3 separate regions of the Homo sapiens genome follow, and all the other regions are linked to region 1. Evidence: read pairs that join two places in POLR2A ChIA-PET (ENCODE). Cell type or tissue: A673. All regions are shown on one strand.

Region 1 (4,000 bases):
ATTTATGTACTATGTATAGCTACATTCATGCTGTAAATGCCAAAGTTAAAGTGGTTCCAACAGAAATGGTCTAGCCCTCAAAACCTAAAATGTTTACTCTCTGGTCCTTTACAGAAAAGGTCTGTTGACCCCTATTGGAGAGCATCAAGTAGAGAACAGGTAGATGGAATGTGACTGCAGGGATACAGAACAACTTCAAGGTTCCTTTTTTTTTTTTTTTTTTTTTTTTTTTGAGGCAGGATCTCGCTCTGTTGTCCAGGCTAGAATGCAGTGGCATAATCACGGCTCACTGCAGACTTGACTTTCTGAGCTCAAACGATCATCCCACTTTAGCCTCCTGAGTAGCTGGGACTACAGGCATGTGCAACTGCCCAGCTAATTTTTTTTTTCTTTTTCTTTTTGAGAGAAGGGGTTTCACCATGTTGCCCAGGCTGGTCTCGAACTCCTGGGCTCAAGCAATCTGCCTACCCACCTTGGCCTCCCAAAGTGCTGGGGTTCTAGGCATGAGCCACCATGACTGCCCTAAGGTATTTGTTTCCTAATCATTGCTTTTAGAAAGCATCAATGGAAATAACGGTCTTTAGGGTTCCATTTTTTTTCAATATGTGGAAGTTTATTCTTATTTTCCTTATCAAGACTGAAAGCCATAAAATATTTCCTCTTACACTGGTTCCCAACCATATCAGACCAAAGCGCTCATTTTTAAATAACAGTTTTTATCATCTCTTTACTATTCTGAAAGTTCAAAATTATGTAAGCTGTTCAGGTGCTTATTTAGACAAAATCAATACAATGTCCTACCTGTAATATAAAGTAGGAAATTAAGAGGAATTAATATATAATAAAATTATATATTTATTTGAATATGTAAATGCTCAGCATGTCTACCCTGGAAGAGAAATGATCAACTCAGATACTTGCAAATATATGTAGAATCATAAAAAAAAAAAAAAAAAAGAGCTAAAAGTGCAGACTGATACAACTAGGTTGTTATCTGGTAACTCAAGAGGTAAATGTTATTTTGAAATGGTGAACAACCCTTGGTAAAGTTCAGGAAAAAATGAAGTATAATATTTATTTGTTTTCATATTTGTGTTGCATTTCTGAAAAAAATTAATGTATATTGAAGTTTACAAAAATACTTTGTTTTGATAAATGGTAGAAAGGCCTTTGGCTCAAATAATCATAAACAATATAAAACCTTAATTATTATGCTGTGATACCCAAGGCTTCTGGTTTAAGATTATAAACATTCTTCTCCAATCTTTCAGAGACACCATACTACAATAATAAATAATAAAGATAAAAAGTTTAAAAAATGAAGAGTATGGGATGTAATTATCAGTGGATATAATTTTTTCAACAGATTTCTGGACAATGAAAGGGGCAAGAGAAAGAATGACAAAGCAAAATCTAGAAAACTGCAACCTGCAAGAGCCAAGAAGCGGCTAAAACGGAAAAAGCAACTGGGTGCCCTGTTATCTGTTATACTTAAGGAAGGTTCCAGACTTGGAATTGTTAGCTAATGGAGGCCACAAAGGAAATCCTAGAGGGAAAGCTTGGCAGTTAATAGAATCAAATCCCCTCCCACTCACTTTACCACTGCATGCATGTTGCCTGGAATTCAGTAATGCAGCAAACTCCCTCACAAAAAAATGTGAGAGTTTTGTTAATGAAATTGGCAGTCCTCCAATAAAAGACCTCTCTATTTTGAAGGACTGAGGAGAATTTAGAATTATGGCTAGCATCTGACCCATCTTCCTAAGTGAGGTCTGCCCATTGATAAGCTCTGTCAAGATATGTAGACATCAGAGTCTGCAAGTTTATATGGGCAATCAAGAACCACCAAACATTTGTGGAAAGATTACAATATGAAAAGGAGAGACAAAATTTTCAAAAAAAAGTCCTGGGAGAAGCAGAATGCAGGGAAGAAAATTTTTTTAAAAAAATCTTAAATTAAAATATTCAAAGACATAAAAGACGAGAACAGTGGTTCATGTCTGAAATTGCAGCACTTCTGGAGGCTGAAGTGAGCAGATGGATTGAGCTCAGGAGTTTCAGACCAGCCTGGACAACATGGTGAAACCCCATCTCTTCAAAAAATACAAAAATTAGCTGAGTGTGATGGTGTGTGCCTGTAATCCCAGCTTGTTGGAAGCTGAGGTGGGAGGATTGCTTGAGCCTGGGAAGTGGAGGTTGCAGTGAGCTAACATTGCACCACTGCACTCCAGCCTGGTGACAGGGCACACCCCGTCACAAAAAAAAAAAAAAAAAAAAAAAAAAAAAAAATTAACAGACTTGAAAAAAATATTGAATTTATAAAATAGTATTCTGGCTAGGCATGGGCATAGGGGTTCACGCCTGTGATCCCAGAACTTTGGCAGGCCACGGTGGGAGAATCAAGGGTCTTTTGAAGCCAGTTCAAGACCAGCCTGGGCAATGCAGCCAGACTCTAAACAAAATATTTAACTGGGCTGGGCATAGTGGTGCATGCCTATAGTCCTAGCTACTCGGGAGGCTGGGGTGCGGGGATCCCTTGAGCCCTGGAGTTCAAGACTGCAGTAAGCTATGACTAGGCCACTGCATTCCAGCCTGAGTGACAGAGTGAGACCCTGTCTCTAACTAAATAAAGTAAAATAATATTCTATGAAAATGAAGTATCAAAAAAGTATACTTAAAAATTGAAAATAGATGTGATAAAAGTTTTATAAATTTCAAAGATAGGCTTGAAGATTTAATTGAACGAAGACGGAATGTATAAGAGAAGAGCTATAAAGAATCAATATAAAATGTTTAATACAAAAAAGAGAAAAGAGAAAACAAAGTGCAGAAAGTAAAGCAGAAGAACTCAATACATAAGACATTAACATTCTTAAAACAACCCACAGATTAGAGGTAGAGTCTTGCTGTTCAAAACATAAACAAGAACAAAAAAGAAACAAAATACCGATTAGAGAAACAACTAGTCTTGATGTATCTTTGTGAAATTTCGAAAAGCTGAAATGGTTATCAACTTGGAACTCTATATTCCACTAAATTATAGAAATCAGTGTTCGAGCAGAATGAAATCATTTTGACACATAAAATCTCCGAAATTTTTGTTCCTTGCAAAGTTTCTTGGTAAGTTACATGAAGATGTACCCCGATAAGCTCTATAGCAACCTTAAAAACAACCAGAATACCGCAATCCAAAGGAGACTCCAGAAATGGGAGACCCCAAGGAGGGAAAACAACAGCCCTCCCTGTTGGGGGAGGGAAGTATATTTACTAGAATATGTGAGAAGCCAGAAAGTGTGAGAAAAATTGAAGATTTGATAAAGGCAAAGATTGCCAAAAAATAAAATAATAGGAAAAGAAAGTAATTACAAACTTCATCATGAAAAACAAAGAACTGCTCAAAAAGGTTATATATACACTACAGTGAAAACTTGCATAGTCATAACAATGCAAATAGTGTTTAAGATCTTCACCAATGAAAATTAACATATAAATAATTGTGTTTTCAGAACATCATTATGTTTTTTAGAACAGAATGCATATGTTATTGTTTTTGAGATTGTTAATATAAAAGTAATGATGACAGAAACTGGAAAATAGGAGGGTGGAAGCAAAAGCCAAAGAAAAGGATAGGGATGCTAATATCTTCCTGTAGGAGAATAGAACATGAAGAGACACAATTAATAGCAATATTAATTAAGGTATATACATAGATCCCTAAATTTAAAAGATAATCGATTGAGAAGCAAAGTAAAGTAATATAACTATCAAAAGATGGGGGGAAAAGAGCTGATAAAACGTTACAACTGAGTTCAATCCTCTTCTTTCATAGCAGAAGATGCCTTAAATACCTAAATTTCATCAGTCAAAGAACTGTGTGTATAACAATAGAGATTGTTAACATTTATTTGGCATAAACACTATTGGCAGTCTGGTGAAGCCTTTGAAACTGTTCTCAAAATAATATTTTAAGTGCATAAAACAAAATACATAAGATTACAAA
Region 2 (4,000 bases), 410 kb before region 1:
CTTCTGATTGTGTGATTTCTTGCTTCTTTCTATGCATGCTATTTTTTGATCGAGTGATAAAACATTTTGAATTTCATCTTACTTTTTGTAATCTATTTGGGGGGTTGTTCTGGGGTTCACTGAATTTATCTGGAAACAATTTCATCCTTTCAAGTCTTACTTTATACCTGTTTTTAAGGTCTGGTCTGGAATAGCTATTAGACTAAAATTAACTTGGTTCCACAACTGAAGCAATACTCTTCCTGAAGATACAACCCTACCCTCTACATGTTACGAGTTCCTCCATTCTGCCTTGTGAAAACAGAAAGTATTTCTAGCACAGGTGAGAACTGAGGATTATTGTTCCTGTTAGCTCTTTTCCAAAGGTTCCTTACCTGGCTTTGGTAGTTTACATACATATGCACTGATTAGTATTCAGAAAAGACCTGATGAACACAATCTGCAGATTTCTAGTGAAAAAGAGTTAGTTTTTCTCTCTGTCTGTCTGTCTCTCCCTCTGAAAAGCTATTCTTTCCAGTGCTGCAAATATATTTACCTGCCTTGGCATCCCTGAACCTTGATGTTTGTTTCTTTAACTCAGAGAGACTGCCAAGTTCTGCCTGAGTTCTTTGTCTCACCAGATAGTGAGCTGTGGACAGTCACTGTGGGCTCTCCTCATTTGTCCAATGTTTGAACACCTTTGTCTCATATATTTTCTCTGGCTTTCTAGTTGTTTATGAGGCATGGTTAATCTGGTTCCTATATCTCTAACCTAGTTGGAAGAAGAAGACAGAAAACATCCATTGACTGAATTTGTGATTGCAGCTACTATAGTTTTTCTTTCCATTTAGTTATCTTTCAAATATTTGTTTATTTTTGAAAGTTTTTTATGTTTATTTTTTGTGTGGTTTCATTGTTTCCTTAGCATTCTATGCATATTTATTTTATATTGTCTATATGATACTTCTAATAGTTGAAGATCTTAGAGTGGTAGTGCTAAATACTTCAGTATTTATGTGTACTCTTATTTTTTATGCACTGCTCCTTTGTGTGTTTTGCAATTTTTAATTTTGAGTATATGTTTCCTTAAGTGGAAGTCTTGGGAAATGAAATTAGAGATACTTTCTTTCAGAGAGGGTTGGTTTGGATGCTACCAGGTTTTCAGGAGCTCTACTGAACTTGAACACCTATTGTGATAGAGTTTACTTTTAAAATAAGGGGAAGCAGTGTAGCCTAGTGGTTAAGAGAGTTTACTTTTAAAATAGTTGATGCCCTACTTTACAGGGTCCCTCTAGAAGGATTTTTCTTCCCACACTACTGATGCCAGACTTGGCCATGTGACTTGCTCTGTTTTATAAAAAAACATGGGAAGAAATGATGGGTGCAATTTCTGAGAAAAAATTTTAAGAGTCATTGCATATTTCCGCTATACCTGTTCTCTCTCTGCTGTCAAATTATCATGTCCCAGACCAGAACTGCTCTGTAAGCCTTGATCTTGGATTGAAAAGAATGTAGAGCAAAGCTGCTGCTGACACACAACAAATTTAATACGAGTGGAATTTATATCTCTAACTTTTTTTTTTCTTCTGTTTTTTAACTTAGTCTAAGCTTAATGAGACAGTCTCAGGTTAAGCTCCACCATCTTTTGGATTATCCAAAGCTTATTCTCTGATCCTAATGTTGCTGTAAGAATTTGACTGCAGGGTAGCCCAGCTTTTGTGTTAGCTTACAGTGTCGTAGTCTGTGTTCTAGACCCATCTTAAACTTCTCATTTTTCTCTCTTGAGACTTTTCATTTAATTCTCGTAAGAGCAGAAATATATTATAAAGCACTTTTAACCAAAAACTAGTTGATTCAACAAGCTCAAAGTGCCTTTGAGCACTTGTTCCTTCACAATGCCACAAGTAAAGGCCTCACAATTTGGGGTATGGGAAGCAAAAGCTGACCATACTCTCCTGGTCGTGACTCTCAAAAACTCTTTCCCTTGAATGGTGGCCACTACAATTTTAAATGTCAAAGTATGGCAGAGAGGGTAGGAATAATGAAAACTTTCCCTTTATAAAGTAGAGAATGGGTTAATAGTTTTCATAAATATGTAGAGAAGAATTAAGGTGACAGAAATTATTCAAGCCAAATAAAAAAGTATGAAACTAGATTACTCAGAAGACAGAGAACAGCCCAAATGAGTTCTTCCTTAGTGTACTGTATTTTGGTGTCATTAAATATTTTTATTATATTGATAGCTAATAAAAGTTCTAAAAGCCTCAAATAGAAATATATGTATGTGTATATATATACACATATACATATATACATGTATAAATATATATGTGTGTATATATATACAAACACACACATATATCTCAGTCTTAATTTCATATGGAGTATTTAAAAGCTTACAAATTAAAATTTACTATTGTCTTTGTACTGTTTTCACTTGTTTTAATCTGTAATTTCATCCTGAACCAATAGATTTTTGAATTACCTCAGGAAATTTGAGTTGGCTTATTTCGACTTCTTAGTTATAACCCTTAATTACTGCAATTATTAATTTTATTTTATTTTGGTTTAACTTTCCAACCACTCTGAAGAAAACTGTGGTAGTGCTCAGTGTGTGCCAATATCTATGGCACAGCAACCACATTTTGTTATCTCCAACAGAACTAGTTTATCAAGAAATCATACACAAGCTTTTCTTAAGAGAAATTGGAATTCTGAGGTTTCTTGAAATTTTTTTTTTAATAAAAAGGATCCTTTTCTTAAGTTGCAGCTAGATTTTGTTATTTTTAGAAATTGTTTATCCCTCTCTGCAAAATCCTTTTCTCTCTTCACCATAAACATAATAATGGATAACTCACATATCAAAAACTTTAACACATGAATCTTTATAAACATATCATTAAGGTCAAAGACAGTCTTTATTTCCCAACTTGAGTAAGTATTTAGAACTATAATTAATTATGAATTCCCTCAACATTTGCTATCTGTTTCTCATCAGAGAGTCATATTATTGTATAGTTACTTAAAATGTAAACAGGATCGTTACTAGAGGTGATTTTTCAGTGGTAACATTTTTTGGTCCCCCAGCAAGAATAGATTTGTAGTGACATAAGACCCCTCCCTCAACATCCTGGTAGTTTGTGCCAGATCCCACCAAACATTGTCACGGATCAAGGGGAGCTCCTGGTAGGTAGAAACCAAAAGATTTTTACATTCTCCTCCATTTCTCTTCTATTTCTCTTTGTTATCACATACCCTTTCTTTACCTCCAAAGATATACCAAATTATGCCAATCCTTAAAAACACTAGAAGTTGTTATTTGGCATTCCATAGGCTAAAATGAACACTACCCATGAGTATTCTAGTAGCAAAATGTCGATGCTAGGGCTAAAATATGAAGAAAGATTTACCTCATAGAATACAGAGCTGAAAGTCTAACTCAAGTCTCTTATTTTGCCTGTGGTTGAAACAGATTCATATCTCTTATACGCTGTTTTAAGCGTAATAATATATGTCTCTAACCATTTTTTATTAAATACCTATATGTCTCAAGATTCCCATGTTTAATATCTACACTGCAATATTAAATAATTTAAAGGACTAATTACAACTAAGGTGAAGATGAGAAGGTTGACTCTTGCAGAAGTCATCTGTTTAAGATAAAAACTAATTTTAAACAGTTTATGCCTAAGTATATATTCATTTCTAGGTCTCCAAATTTCCCCCAAAATTATCAGCTAAAAGGTCAAATCCATTTTGATTCATACTCATCAAAGTTGGGTATTTAACTGAGTGGTAGTAGTTACTAATTATATTTGGACGTGAACCAAATGAAGCTATTTGTTCATTAAAACTAGAGAAACCATATTTTACTTTGACTGAAAACAACACTTAAATATTAACTCCTGCTGATATCAATGGGAATCCTGAATAGAGTTCAAGCACAGTCTCTGGCCCTGGCATTGATTCTGTTTCTTGAAATGATAAGAAAAAGAAAAAACTTTAGAAAGGATGTTACACA
Region 3 (4,000 bases), 100 kb before region 1:
AAGATAATTTACACCTTATTAAAAAATTGCCATTGCTACCAAGTGCTGTGCATTTCTTGGAGAATCTTTCTTTAAAAATTTGAATAATATTCTAGGCCGGGTGCTGTGGCTCATGCCTGTAATCCCAGCACTTTGGAAGGCCAAGGCAGGTGAATCACTTGCGGTCAGGGGCTCATGACCAGCTTGGCCAACATGGCAAAACCCCATCTCTACTAAAAATACAAAAAAAAATTAGCCCGGTGTAGTGGCACATGCCTGTAGTCCCAGCTATTCAAGAGGCTGAGGCCCAAGAATTGCTTGAACCTGGGAGGCAGACGCTGCAGTGAGCCGAGATCATGCCACTGCTCTCCAGCCTGGGTGACAGAGCCATGCTCCATTTCCAAAAAAAAAAAAAGAATAATATTCTGAAATATTAATAGGGTTTAGATGCCAAAGAGACCAGTGGACTAAATCCCAAATGACAACATAATTGCTAAACACTATTTTTGTTTTAAGAAGTACATATTGGAAATATTTATTTTCTAATAAAGGGGAAATCATGACAATGATACAGCAATAAACTGAAGTAGCCTATTTAGAAAATTGCTTGTAATACAGCAGGGCTACTTACATATAGGCAGAATTGCTTATTTGCAGATTATCTACAATTAATCAAATTAAAAAAAATAGAAAACAATGTTCCTTGTCTTACAAATAATTCACATGCGCACATGCATACACACTCATACACACACACTCAAATTTACTTTACCTAAATAGAAGTGGCCACCATGGTGATTCATATCAATGACTTGATAATCATCTCCTATTTTTTCAGGATTGGGAAATACGTTTTATTTTACCAAAATTGTAGATGAGCCCATTGTGACTAAAATTTTCCTTATATATTTTCTTTCCTAATTCTCTCCCTTCTTTGCATCTATTCTTTCTTTTTACTTTCCCAAAAGAAGAAGATTCCATATTTTTTGTTAACAACTTTTATTTTGTAGAGTAGGAAGAGATATTAGCAGTTCTGGCCCATTTCTCAAGTTATTCCTTTGTGGTAAAAACCTCTTGTTGCTCATTCTTCTTGCTGTGCCTACAACCTGATTCAGGCTTGAGTTGACTGGAGTTAAAATCACCTTAACACTGGAGACACAGGTTAACGGCGACCATTCTAAAGTAACAATTAAGGATAGTAAAGTAATGTATCTGAAGTGAAACTTATCCCCTATTGCAGTTTATTTATTATCTTGGTCAACTTTTAAAATGACACTTATACTAGGAGTCTTCCTAAACGAATGAGTATTAACATGGAACATTTCCTCTGCCAATTGACTAACAAGAGAAAATATTATTTTCTCCTATTAATCTTTGATACAAGTGTAGAAAAAAAAGAAAAGGTTAAACTGAGATATCTGATGTTAGAATCACACTCAGGTGAACATTTTTCCCAGGACTTCAAATTTTATTCAACAGTTAGAGGTCCATGCGTTCTTTAGCCACAGATCACTTTTGCTAACTTTTTGTAATTGCATACTAATAATTCTTCAAAAACTTACAAAATTTCATCAAATTGCTGACTTCAGCAGAAAAAAAACAGAAATGGTAAATGTCTAGAATCTTAATTTGCAAATGGGTTATTTAGCGGACAAGTGGTTGTTTATTTTTACTTTAAGCAACTTCTTTCCATAGTAACACAGGCAACTAGAATGAAGTATGTTCCCTTGGCAAGACAGAATGAAGAAAAGTCTTGTTCATGAGGGCAGTTTCCAAGTCAACATCACAAAGGTAACTTACATCAGACATATTTTTCCACACTGGAAAGAGTCCAGAAGACATTCAGGACATGGAAATTTCATATGACACGGAAGTCCTACTGTCTACAATTTTCAATGAGATGTAAAAAGCTGATGAAATGATGGATTTGAATTTTTTTTCAAACCCATAATTCACAGTAGATAATTTTAAAGTGAAGGAAAACATTTTGTGATCAATCTTTGAATATCTCTGACTCATCCTCATAACTCCATGATTACAAAACTGTAGCCTACAAATCTAGGCTTTGTACTTGTCACCTATGGCTTAATAAATACTACCAGGTACTGCTAGATCTTGTCTGACAAACCTCCAAGGAAATCAGAATTGCTTTAGGATGAGAAATCAGCAGGTGGCACTCTTTCCTCTACATCCATTTTTAACCACTGTTTTAGGGCAGAATATTAGAGGTTACATCCTAAGAGGTTGATACCTAAGGTCTTGGGTGAACAGGGGTAAATCAGTGTTGAAGACAAGAGACATCACTAGCGCAATGGAGAACTACCAAACACTTCCTAAATCTATTCAGTAGAAGCACCCTAAATCTATTCAGTAGAAGCAATAGGAACTATTGATAAATCATATTGATAAGTAGCTATTGCCATCTCATTTGGTGATCACTTCATTCCCATGAAAGATTAATACATTTGTGGTTCAAAAATTGTGTCTTATCCAACATGAACAAAAAAAGTTTCTGCACATACGAAATCATCTTCACATTTTATTTCCCTACCTTCACAGCATATTATCATTCAAAGCCTTTATAAAGAGATGAGTTTCTGTATGTGTCTCTAGTCAAGCTTAGAGCAGGAATTGTATGGACTGACTCTGCAGACAGATGAGAAAAAATACAATGGTGCCCTCTTAATAAGTGCACATTAGAGCTCCAATACTTTCTGTAAAGAAGGCTAGTCTGAACAGTGTTGACTTAACTGCTATAACTACTTCCCTGTATATTTACGAAACTTACTTTCTTCATAATAAAAAAGAGGTATTGAGAACATGTCCCCTCAAAACCTAAGACAGCTTAATAATTTTAATGAAAAATGTTCATTCAGAGATAAGAAGAGACCATTTCATTTGTTTATTTAAAAAGAGAATTTCTAAAACGTATCTGCATATTTAATCTGTGCCATTGCCAAGAGTAACCTGGTTTCCCAAGCTTCAAAAAGAAGCTCTAGTTTTTAATAACAATGTGAAATTTGGTGATTTGTCCTTTACACAGTAAAAAGATACTTGGAGAAGACCCTTGCGGAGGGTCTGCTATAGTGAACTAATTTGTATCTGGTCTTATTTGAGGGACTCATGGGAAAATTGCAAAACTAATCTGATTTCCTTCAGAGCTTAACAAATAGAAGACCATTTTTAAGGCTGAAGTTTGAGATATAAAGTAAGGCTTATTATTTTTATCCATAAAATATAGTAAATATTAGAACAAATTAGAATGCTGTAGTTTAAATGGTTTTCATAGATTTCTAAGACCATTTATACATCCTATTTCACATGAGATGCCCCATTTGGAGCTGCCCAAAGGGTATTGTGGAAATAAGACAAAGTACAGCTGTTCTAGATGGCTAGATGAGTGATAAACACAGAATCAACTTGAGCTGGTATCTTCTTCCCATTTGCAAATAAGAAGAGAGAGATGGGTAATACCATTTGAAGAGAAGTGTCTATTAGTCTATTAGTGTACAGGAACCTGAGAACCCTTCGTGACTTGTAGTTTTTATGAAAAGATTTACTTTCCTTTTATTAGCAATGGATTTCGGAAACAGAACTGATGAGGAGATGAAGCATGGATTCCACAGGGCATTTTAAAATAAGCTAGTTGCTCTTGTTTAATCAATGCACTCTATGACTGGAAAGCTCAGATAAGCCAACATTCCTCTCTTAGCGCCTCCTTTAACCGTATGTCATCACATATAACCTTCCTGGATAACTACTCATTATGCATGACGGCATACCAACCTGTGAGAATATGAGGGAGAAAGCATTATGCTCATCAGAGGCTGTGGGTTTAGCCAACCTGCCTAAAGAAGCCCTGAGATTTCTGAGCCTTTTAGCCTCTTTCAGTTCCTGCTCCATCCTCAGCCCTTTCTCTGGTGACTATGTATAAGGCAGCAAACAGCCTGGCAGCACCACACATGTCTGAACGAAATGGCCACTCTTCTAAAGACTTAAAAGTTTGATGTACAACAAATGC

Evidence for each region. ChIA-PET counts read pairs that join two places held together with the same protein. Peaks named below come from ENCODE experiments on the same cell type or tissue, not always from the same donor. Only the 100,000 strongest peaks of a DNase experiment are listed, where the experiment ranks them.
Region 2: POLR2A ChIA-PET joins it to region 1 with 5 read pairs; 3 of 35 experiments call an interaction of 5 or more read pairs at or near these places.
Region 3: POLR2A ChIA-PET joins it to region 1 with 7 read pairs; 1 of 35 experiments calls an interaction of 5 or more read pairs at or near these places.

The regions. Positions count from the first base shown.
Region 1 is chr12:24,112,317-24,116,316 of GRCh38, forward strand. It overlaps a transcript of SOX5 not described here. Among named protein-coding and RNA genes, the nearest start is that of MIR920, 98 kb to the right of the region's middle. In A673, no CTCF peak of the experiment used is centred here; a DNase peak (open chromatin) is centred at 1,595; H3K27ac peaks cover 680 bases.
Region 2 is chr12:23,698,646-23,702,645 of GRCh38, forward strand. All of the region lies in intron 6 of SOX5 (SRY-box transcription factor 5), which reads right to left. Among named protein-coding and RNA genes, the nearest start is that of SOX5, 250 kb to the right of the region's middle. In A673, no CTCF peak of the experiment used is centred here; no DNase peak of the experiment used is centred here.
Region 3 is chr12:24,010,559-24,014,558 of GRCh38, forward strand. It overlaps a transcript of SOX5 not described here. Among named protein-coding and RNA genes, the nearest start is that of SOX5, 63 kb to the left of the region's middle. RefSeq lists a silencer at 2,017-2,311. In A673, a CTCF peak has its summit at 2,141 (motif pointing right); a DNase peak (open chromatin) is centred at 2,173.